2 separate regions of the Homo sapiens genome follow, and region 1 is linked to region 2. A link is a contact called in ENCODE POLR2A ChIA-PET data. All regions are on one chromosome and are shown on one strand. The core of a region is the stretch at or near the end of the contact, and the rest is flanking DNA. Distances in the headings are between cores, read along the strand shown. Region 1 overlaps WDFY2 (WD repeat and FYVE domain containing 2). Region 2 has its middle 31 kb from the start of MIR4703.

The links. ChIA-PET counts read pairs that join two places held with the same protein, here RNA polymerase II (POLR2A).
Region 1: POLR2A ChIA-PET joins it to region 2 with 12 read pairs in AG04450. The contact joins two enhancer-like sites. POLR2A ChIA-PET finds 5 or more read pairs at or near these places in 2 of 52 experiments (AG04450 and activated T-cell).

The regions. Positions count from the first base shown.
Region 1 is chr13:51,713,009-51,717,319 of GRCh38, forward strand. The region is part of intron 4 of WDFY2 (WD repeat and FYVE domain containing 2); the gene reads left to right. Among named protein-coding and RNA genes, the nearest start is that of DHRS12, 89 kb to the right of the region's middle. Within about 2 kb of position 1,748, at least 5 of the 41 ENCODE cell types and tissues checked have a DNase peak (open chromatin) inside an H3K27ac peak, as active enhancers do.
Region 2 is chr13:51,519,357-51,523,943 of GRCh38, forward strand. No RefSeq gene overlaps it. Among named protein-coding and RNA genes, the nearest start is that of MIR4703, 31 kb to the right of the region's middle. Within about 2 kb of position 1,260, at least 3 of the 41 ENCODE cell types and tissues checked have a DNase peak (open chromatin) inside an H3K27ac peak, as active enhancers do.

The sequences.
Region 1 (4,311 bases), core at 498-2,997, 190 kb after region 2:
CAGGCCCACATGCCTTTACTGGTGAATTTTATGAAAAATTCAAGGAAGAGGCAATGCAAGCTTTACACAGACTCTTTCAGAAGTTGCAGAAGTGAAAGACTTTCCAGCCCATTCTATTAGATCAACATTACCTCTTGTCAAAACTAGACCAAAATGATACAAGTAAAGAAAACTATAGGCCATCATTCTTTATGATAATGGGTACAAAAAACTAAACAAAATTTCAGTGGATAAAATCCAGCAATATGTAAAAAAGATAATACATCATGATCAAGTGAAGTTTATCTCAGTAATACAGTGTCGGATTAACATTCAAAATTAAATTAGCGGTGTATGCCCAGAAGAAATGAAAGCAGAGGCTCAAGCAGATATATGTACACCCATGTTCATAGCAGCATTGTTTACAATAGCCCAAAGGTGGAGGCAACCTAAATGCCCATCAACACATGAATGAATAAATAAGTTTGGTGTATACATACAGTGGAATATTATTCAACCTTAAAAGGGTAGGAAGTTCTGACACATGCAAATGAACCTTGAAGACATATGCTAAGTGAAATAAGCCAATCAAGAAAAGGACAAGGCCAGGCGTAGTGGCTCACGCCTGTAATCCCGGCACTTCAGGAGGCCAAGGCGGGTGGATCACCTGAGGCCAGAAGTTCAAGACCAGCCTCTACTAAAATATAAAAATTAGCCTGCGTGGTGGTGTGCGCCTGTAATCCCAGCTGCTTGGGAGGCTGATGCAAGGGAATTGCTTGAACCCAGGAGGTGGAGGTTGCAGTGAGCTGAGATTGCACCACTGCATTCCAGCCTGGGTGACAGAGCAAGATTCCATCTCAAAAAAAAAAAAAAAAAAAAGGAGAAATACTGAAGGATTCCCCTTATATATGAGATACTTATGGTAATCAAATTCATAGAGACAGAAAGGCAAATGGTGATTACCAAGGCCCAGGAGAGGGGGAAATGGCGAGTTAGTGGGTAAAGAGTTTCAGTTTGGGAAGGTGAGAAAGTTCTAGAGAGTGAAAGGTGGTGATGGTTATACAACAGTGTGAATGTACTTAATGCCACAGAACTGTATACTTCAGTTGTAAATTTTTTGTTATGTATATTTTAATACAGTAAAAAATTAAAAGATAACATATGTGGATTACTTAGTGAAGTATCTGAAACATAGTTTAATGGTCCAATAAATATTAATTCCTTTCAAAAAAAAAAAAGGAAAGCAGTGTTGACAAGGATGTGGAGAAATTGGAACCCTCTTTTTGTTTTTGTTTTTTTGTTTTGTTTTGTTTTGTTTTTTGATAGAGAGTTTCGTTCTTGTCGCCCAGGCTGGAGTGCAGTGGTGTGATCTTGGCTCACCGCAACCTCTGCCTCTTGGGTTCAAGTGATTCTCCTGCCTCAGCCTCCCAAGTAGCTGGAATTACAGGCGCTTGCCACCATGCCCGGCTAATTTTTGTATGTTTTAGTAGAGATGGGGTTTCACCATGTTGGCCAGGCTAGTCTTGAACTCCTGACCTTAGGTGATCCACCTGCCTCGGCCTCCCAAATTGCTGGGATTACAGGTGTGAGCCACTGCACCCAGGCCTGGAACCCTCTTAACAGTGTTGGTGGGAATGTAAAATGTAGCCACTTTGAAAAACAGTTTGGTAGTTCCTCAAAGAGTTAAATATAAAGTTACGTTGTGACACAGCATTTTCACTCCTAGTTATGTACCCAACAGAACTGAAGGCATATATAGTCATGTGTTGCTTAATGACAGTGACACATTCTGAGAAATGCATTGTTAGGCGATTTCAGTGTTGTGTGAATGTGAGAGAATGTACTTACACACCTAGATGGGATTGCTTACTACATGCCTGGGCTAGAGGGTATAGCCTGTTGCTCCCTAGGCTTGCACACCTGTACAGTGTGTTACTGTTATGAATACTGTAGGCAGTTGTAGCACAATGGTATTTGTTACAATAAACATATCTAAAAATAGAAAAGGTACAGTAAAAATTTGCTGCAAAAGATTTAAAAAATGTTATGGTATGCCTGGATAGGGCACTTACCATGAATGGAGCTTGCAGAACTGGAAATTGCTCTGGGTGAGTCAGTGAGTGAGTAGTGAGTGAATGTGAAGGCCTTGGACATTACTGTACACTACTGTAGACTTCATAAACACTGTACACTTAGGCTATTAAAAATATTTTTTCAATAATAAACCTAGTGTACTCTATTTTTACTTTATAAACTTTTTAATTTTTTCAGCTTTTCAACTTTTTTGTAATAACAGCTTAAAACACAAACACAACTGTACAAAATATTTTTTCTTCATACCTTTATTCTCTAGGTTTTTTGGTTTTTTAAATTTTTAATATTTTTGTTTTACTTTTTAAACATTTTTGTTAAAAACTAAGACACAAACACACGCATTAGCCTAGGCCTACTTAGGGTCAGGATCATCAGTATCACTGTCTTCCATCTCCACAGCTCGTCCCACTGGAAGGTCTTCGGGGCCATAACACCCATGGACCTGTCACCTCCTATCATAACAATGCCTTCCTCTGGATACTTCCTGCAGGACCTGCATGAGGCTGTTTTACAGTTTACAGTTAACATTTTAAAATATATATATAAATAGAAGGAGTACACTCTAAAATACTGATTTTAAAAGCATAGTATAGTAAATACATAAACCAGTAACATGGGTCATTTAGTATCATTATCAAGTAACATTATTGTAGGTGCTGTACTTTAAATGACTGGCAGCACAGTGGGTTTGTTTTCACCAGCATCACCACAGACAGGTGAGTAATGCATTGTGCTAGAACAGCCACGCCCTTTCAGCCCCATTATAATCTTATGGTGCCACAGTTTCCATCACTGACTGAAGCATCGTTATGTGGAGCATGACAGTATTCACACAAAAACTCATATGTACCTCTTCATAACAACGTTATTCATAATGGCCAAAAAAATGGAAATAACCTCAATGTCCATCAGTGATGAATGGATAAACAAAATGTGATATATATATATACAGTGAGTTATTTAGCCATTTAGTAATGAAGTACATGCTACAAAATGGTTGAACCTTGGAAACTTATGCTAAGAGAAAAAAGCCGCACACAAAAGGCCATGTATTGTATGATTACATTTATATGAAGTGTCAGGAATAGGAGGGAATTCACAGAGAAAGATAATAGATTAGTGTTTTCCGAGGATGAGGGAAGTGGGAGTTGGGAATATAGAGTTTCATTTTGGGATGATGGAAATGTTCTGGAAATAGATAATAGTGATGATGCACAACATTGTGAGTAACTAATAAACAGTGAATTATACACTATAAAATGTTTAAAGTGGTGAATTTTGTGTTATGTGAATTTTATCTCAATACAAAATTTTAAAAATCAACAAGTGGGCCGGGCGCGGTGGCTCACGCCTGTAATCCCAGCACTTTGGGAGGCCGAGGCGGGCGGATCACGAGGTCAGGAGATCGAGACCATCCCGGCTAAAACGGTGAAACCCCGTCTCTACTAAAAATACAAAAAAATTAGCCGGGCGTAGTGGCGGGCGCCTGTAGTCCCAGCTACTTGGGAGGCTGAGGCAGGAGAATGGCGTGAACCCGGGAGGCGGAGCTTGCAGTGAGCCGAGATCCCGCCACTGCACTCCAGCCTGGGCGACAGAGCGAGACTCCGTCTCAAAAAAAAAAAAAAAAAAAATCAACAAGTGATCCCAAAACCAAAGGCACTACAAGAAAGAAAACTGCAGACCAATATCTCTCATGAAAAAAAAAAAAAAAACTAGCAAATTGACCCCAACCATATATTAAAAAGAATTACACAGCATGACCTAGTGGGATTTATTCCAGATAGGCAAAGCAGGTTCAGCATTCAAAAATCAATGTAATCCATTACGTCAACAGGTTAAAGAAGAAAAATCATGTTATTATATTAATTAATGTGGGAAAGCATTTGGTAAAATCCAGTTCATTACAAAATATTCCCAGCAAACTAGGACTAGAGGGGAGCTTCTTCAATAAAGAAATATCTATGGAAACCCTGCAGCTAACATCATCCTTAATGGTGAGAAAAGAGATGCTTTCCCTCTAAGATCAGGATCAAGGCAAGAAAGATGTCCCCCTCACCACTCCTGTTAAAGAAGTATAGCCAGACATCAAACCCATGTTTTTTCTTATGAATTTCTGAAGCTTAGTGATAAGTTATGTATCTTTGAAATTTTTTTTCAATAAAAGAATCTTTTTCACCTTAAACAGAAGTATGTGATCTGAGTTTTGGGGTTTTTTTTGTTTGTTTTTGTTTTCTGGTA
Region 2 (4,587 bases), core at 10-2,509:
GTCAATATATGAATGAGATATAGCCTATATTACTCCAAAGAATTTAGTATTTAAAATTCTATATTCATTTTTGTTAGAGAAGATATTACTGCACAAAGGCCTACTTAGCCCCATATTACTGGATGTGACACTGATGGTTTCAGGAAACTTAACTGCTGAGGACTGAATTATGTCCCCCATCCCAAAATTCTACAGGTTGAAGCCCTAACCCCCTATGTGATGATATTTGGAGATGGGGCCTTTGGGAGGTAATTAGGGTTAGATGATATCATGAAGTACAGTCCTCCTGATGGGCTTAATGCCCTTCTAAGAAGAGACATCATAGAATTTGCTCTCTCTCCCCCATGTGAGGACACAGGGGGAAAGTGGCCAACTGCAACCTGGAAGAGGCCCTCCCTAGTACCCACCCAGGCTGACACTGTGATCTCAGACTTCCAGCCTCCGGAACTGTGGGATAATACATTTCTGCTGTTTAAGCCACTCAGTTTGTGGTGTTTTTTTTTTTTTTTTTTTTTTGCCTAAGCAGACTAATCCACCAACCTCCAAGAACCATACTAATTCTGTTGGCACACAGCATGGGTACTAGGAACACCAGATGCTCTTTGCTCTGGGCTGCCAAATGTCCAGCTTTGGAGGGAAGTCAAGGATCCAAAACAGTAGCATAAGTTCTAATGCTAGCTCTGGAAGCTATTCCTATGCAAGGTATCCAGAAATTAGGCATGTCATAGATAAACATAAAAGTACAATTGCACAACGATGTATGCATTCACTCATCCAACAAATATTTATTGAGCGTCAGCTATGTGGCAGGCACATAGGTGCTGGGGATATAGTAGTGAACAGAACAGACTCAAATCCCTGTCTGTTGGGGAGGACAGACAATCCATGAAATAAATAAGTAAAATATATAATCTACTAGACAGTGACAAGTGCTAAGGAGAAAAATTAAGCTGCAAGGGTCCTAAGGGATACTGGTGGTGATGTTAAATAGAGAGGTTAGGGAAAGTCTTATTAAATAGGTGCTGGGTGAGGTGAGCTAGGGAGCTGTCTGTATATCACCAAAAGAACATTCCAGAATGAACACAAAAGCAAAGGGCATGAGGTGTGCTGGGAAAATATCAAAAAGGCATGTGTGGCAAAAAAGACACGAAAGGAAGTAAGAGAGGGCAGGGGGTGGCATAGATCATGCAGCATTCATACCATTCCATCGACTCCCCTTCTCTGAGCAGAGCTGCAGCACGATCTGCTCCACATTTCAACACAGTCTCTCAGGCTGCTGGGTGTGCAGGGTTGCTCAAGTAAAGGCAACTTTGAAATGTGTGCTGTGTGGGTGTCCTAGGGCTGCCAAAACAAACTGCCACAAGCTGGTGGCTTAAAACAACAGAAATGTATGAGCTCATATTTCTGGAGGCTGCAAGTCTGAAATCCAGGTGTCTGCAGGGCTGATTTCTTCTGGAGCCTCTGCCTGAGAATCTGCTCCATGCCTCTCTCCCAGGTTCTGGTGGCGGCTGGCAATCCTTGGCTTGTGGCTACATCGTTCCAAGCTCTGCCTCCATCTTCATATAGCCTTTTTTTTTCCCCCTGTGTGTGTTTCTGTATCTCTGGGTCTCAATCTCCCACTCCTCTCTCTTATAAAGACACCAGTCATTGGATTTAAAGCCCATCCTAATCCAGTGTGACCTCATCTTAATTAATTATATCTGCAAAGGTGATATTTCCCAATAAGGTGACACTGAAAGTTCTGGATGAGCATGAATTTTGGGGGGAACACTATTCAATTCATTACTTATCACTAAAATACAGCCTTTAGGTTTATAAACTGAAAAAAATAGCCTTTAAAAATAATCAGTACTAAATTTTAGTCTGTTCCTGCAGTTTATAGGAAGGTAAATACCATATGAAATCAGGGTTGGCCTCTTAGCAAGTTAGAATTGGCTGAAAACAAAGTATAATAAAGAAGGCCAGAGTCCAGGGACTCTAAGGGACTAATCTGGCTTTTTTTTTTTTTCAAAGTAATAGTGAACATATATGAATATTTGAAAAGAAAACAAAAAGATATTTTCACAAAACTTTCAGTAATGATGACTTTGGTCCTGTCCTTAGTGAATGGCCTTGACTCTGGCCAGGTCGTTCAGTAGATCTGTGCCTGGGGTCTCCAGTATACAGTCAGGGTAAATTGTTCCAATCCTTTACCAGTGACTTTTTAAAAGGGAACATGTTTGTGCTCCATGAAACAAAAATGTGAAATAAATTCAACGTCTACAAATAATAATCATCAAACCTGAATTCTTATACTGGCACATCTCTTCCCCAAACTCACCCCTTGGGCACTTCTCTCTACAATGTCTTCCAAGGCCAGGTCACCAAACTCCAGGCAGAAGTCTCTGGAGAGAAGATCACCAAGGACAGCATGGGTTACTGCTTCTTTTTCCTGTCCAGTTTGCTGTGGACAGCCATGCTCCCCTAATGGCATTGTCTGAACATGTTTTTATACGGCTGTGCGCCCCTCAGAATAATGTCCTTCTGGGGAGGTTATTTCACCCCCAACGCCTGACCTTGTCAAAGGCCTGCCCCTCAGCCCTCGTACGCTAATGCTGCCCACCTGATGATACCCAAGTATGCTCCTGCCCCCTTCCCATTTGCTGATGTGGCATATAGAGCTTTAGCTGGATCACACATGAAATCAAATTGCCTGCAGGACAGCTTCATGTACAGTCCACAGTATGTTGAGAGAGAGGCATCCCACCAAAGCCTCCAGCGCAGCACCCGTGGAGACCAGCAGTACAGATATCCTTCATTGCCCTTCTCCCCCTAGGCTACCACCCCCAGGACCTGTGCTCATATTTTGGCACGTTAATACTAAGCCCGGAGATACTGAAAGCATTTATTTTTTTGCATACCTTTTCATTAAAGTTCAGTCTTTTTTGCCTTTCTTTTTGGTTTCCCACTTTTTCATTTAAATGGTAGCATATTAAATACACTATTGTACACCCTGCTTTTTATATAACTGTATTGATGTATATTTTGCATATCATATAATTTACCCATCTCAAGTGTGTACAGTTGAACGATTTATTTATTTATTTTGAGATGGAGTCTTGCTCTGTCGCCAGGCTGGAGTGCAGTGGCATAATCTCTGCTCACTGCAACCTCCACCTCCCGGATTCAAGTGATTCCCCTGCCTTAGCCTCCCAAGTAGCTGGGGCTACAGGAACATACCACCATGCTTGGCTAATTTTTTGTATTTTAGTAGAGACGGGGTTTCACCATGTTGACCAGGATGGTCTCAATCTCCTGACCTCGTGATCTGCCCACCTCAGCCTCCCAAAGTGCTGGGATTACAGGCATGAGCCACCACACCCGGCCTTCACTTATTATTATTATTATTATTATTTTGAAATAAGTCTTGCTCTGTCACCCAGGCTGGAGTGCAGCGACACGATCTCGGCTCACTGCAACCTCTGCCTCCCAGGTTCAAGCAATTCTCATGCCTCAGCCTCCTGAGTAGCTGGGATTACAGGCACATGCCACCACACACCTGGCTAATTTTTGTTTTGTGCTTTTTGTTTTTTGAGTTTTTTATTTTTTTGGTAGAGATGGGATTTCACTATCTCTACCAAAAGATGATCTTGAACTCCTGACCTCAGGTGGATGGCCAGGCTGGTCTCGAACTCCTGACCTCAGGTGATCTGCCTGCCTTGGCCTCCCAAAGTGCTGGGATTACAGGCATGAGCCACCAAGCCCGGCCTGAATGATTTGTTTTTTGTTCTTAGTGAATTTACCAGGTTGTGCAACCACACACCATAAATCAGCTTTTGATCATTTTCATCCCTCAGTAAGATCCCTCGTGCCCATTTACAGTTACCAGCCCCCTCCTCACCCAACCCCAGGCAACCTCCTTTGCTCCTGATGAGCAACTGTGATAAAGTAGTTCTTGGTGTTGTCATTACAGTCTAAACAGATTTGGCCAGTTTCCCTCCCATCCTAGGAACCAGGCTTTTTCACCGTGGCTGTCTTTCTGGTCTGAGCCAGAGGGCAGTCTCAATGGTGACGCCAAAGGCTGGGGGAGGAAGGAAGGAAGCTGTGGCTGGCACACCTCCATGTGCTTGAATCCACAGGCCCCTCTGCCCCAAACCAAACCACACTGTCTGCCTCCTATGCCAGCTCTGCTGAGAACAACTTTTTAAAAAACTTTAAAACAAAATTTTCAAGAAAAATGACTAAATGTCTCAGTCTTAAATTTTCTCTAATTTTAAAAAAATTGGTGTATTTTTTTTTAAAAATCCTGGATTATAATGACCAAAAATTTTTCCTAAGTGAAAAACACCAAGTTGAGGTAAAATGACACATTACCATGCTCAGGTACACAAGGTTATGCCTGTCACTGACCATTTGGAGTTTTGGTTTTGTTTATTAAGGAAAAGTCAAAGCAAACACAGGAATCGAGAACCACTGAACTCGAATGAGGCCTCCATCAAGGCCTTTTTGAAGAGCAGTGGTCAATCACAGAATTAAAAGAAAGGCAATCAGGTCAAGTTGTAATGCAGTTTGACTTAAAATGCATGTGCACAAAACAGCTATTTCTGC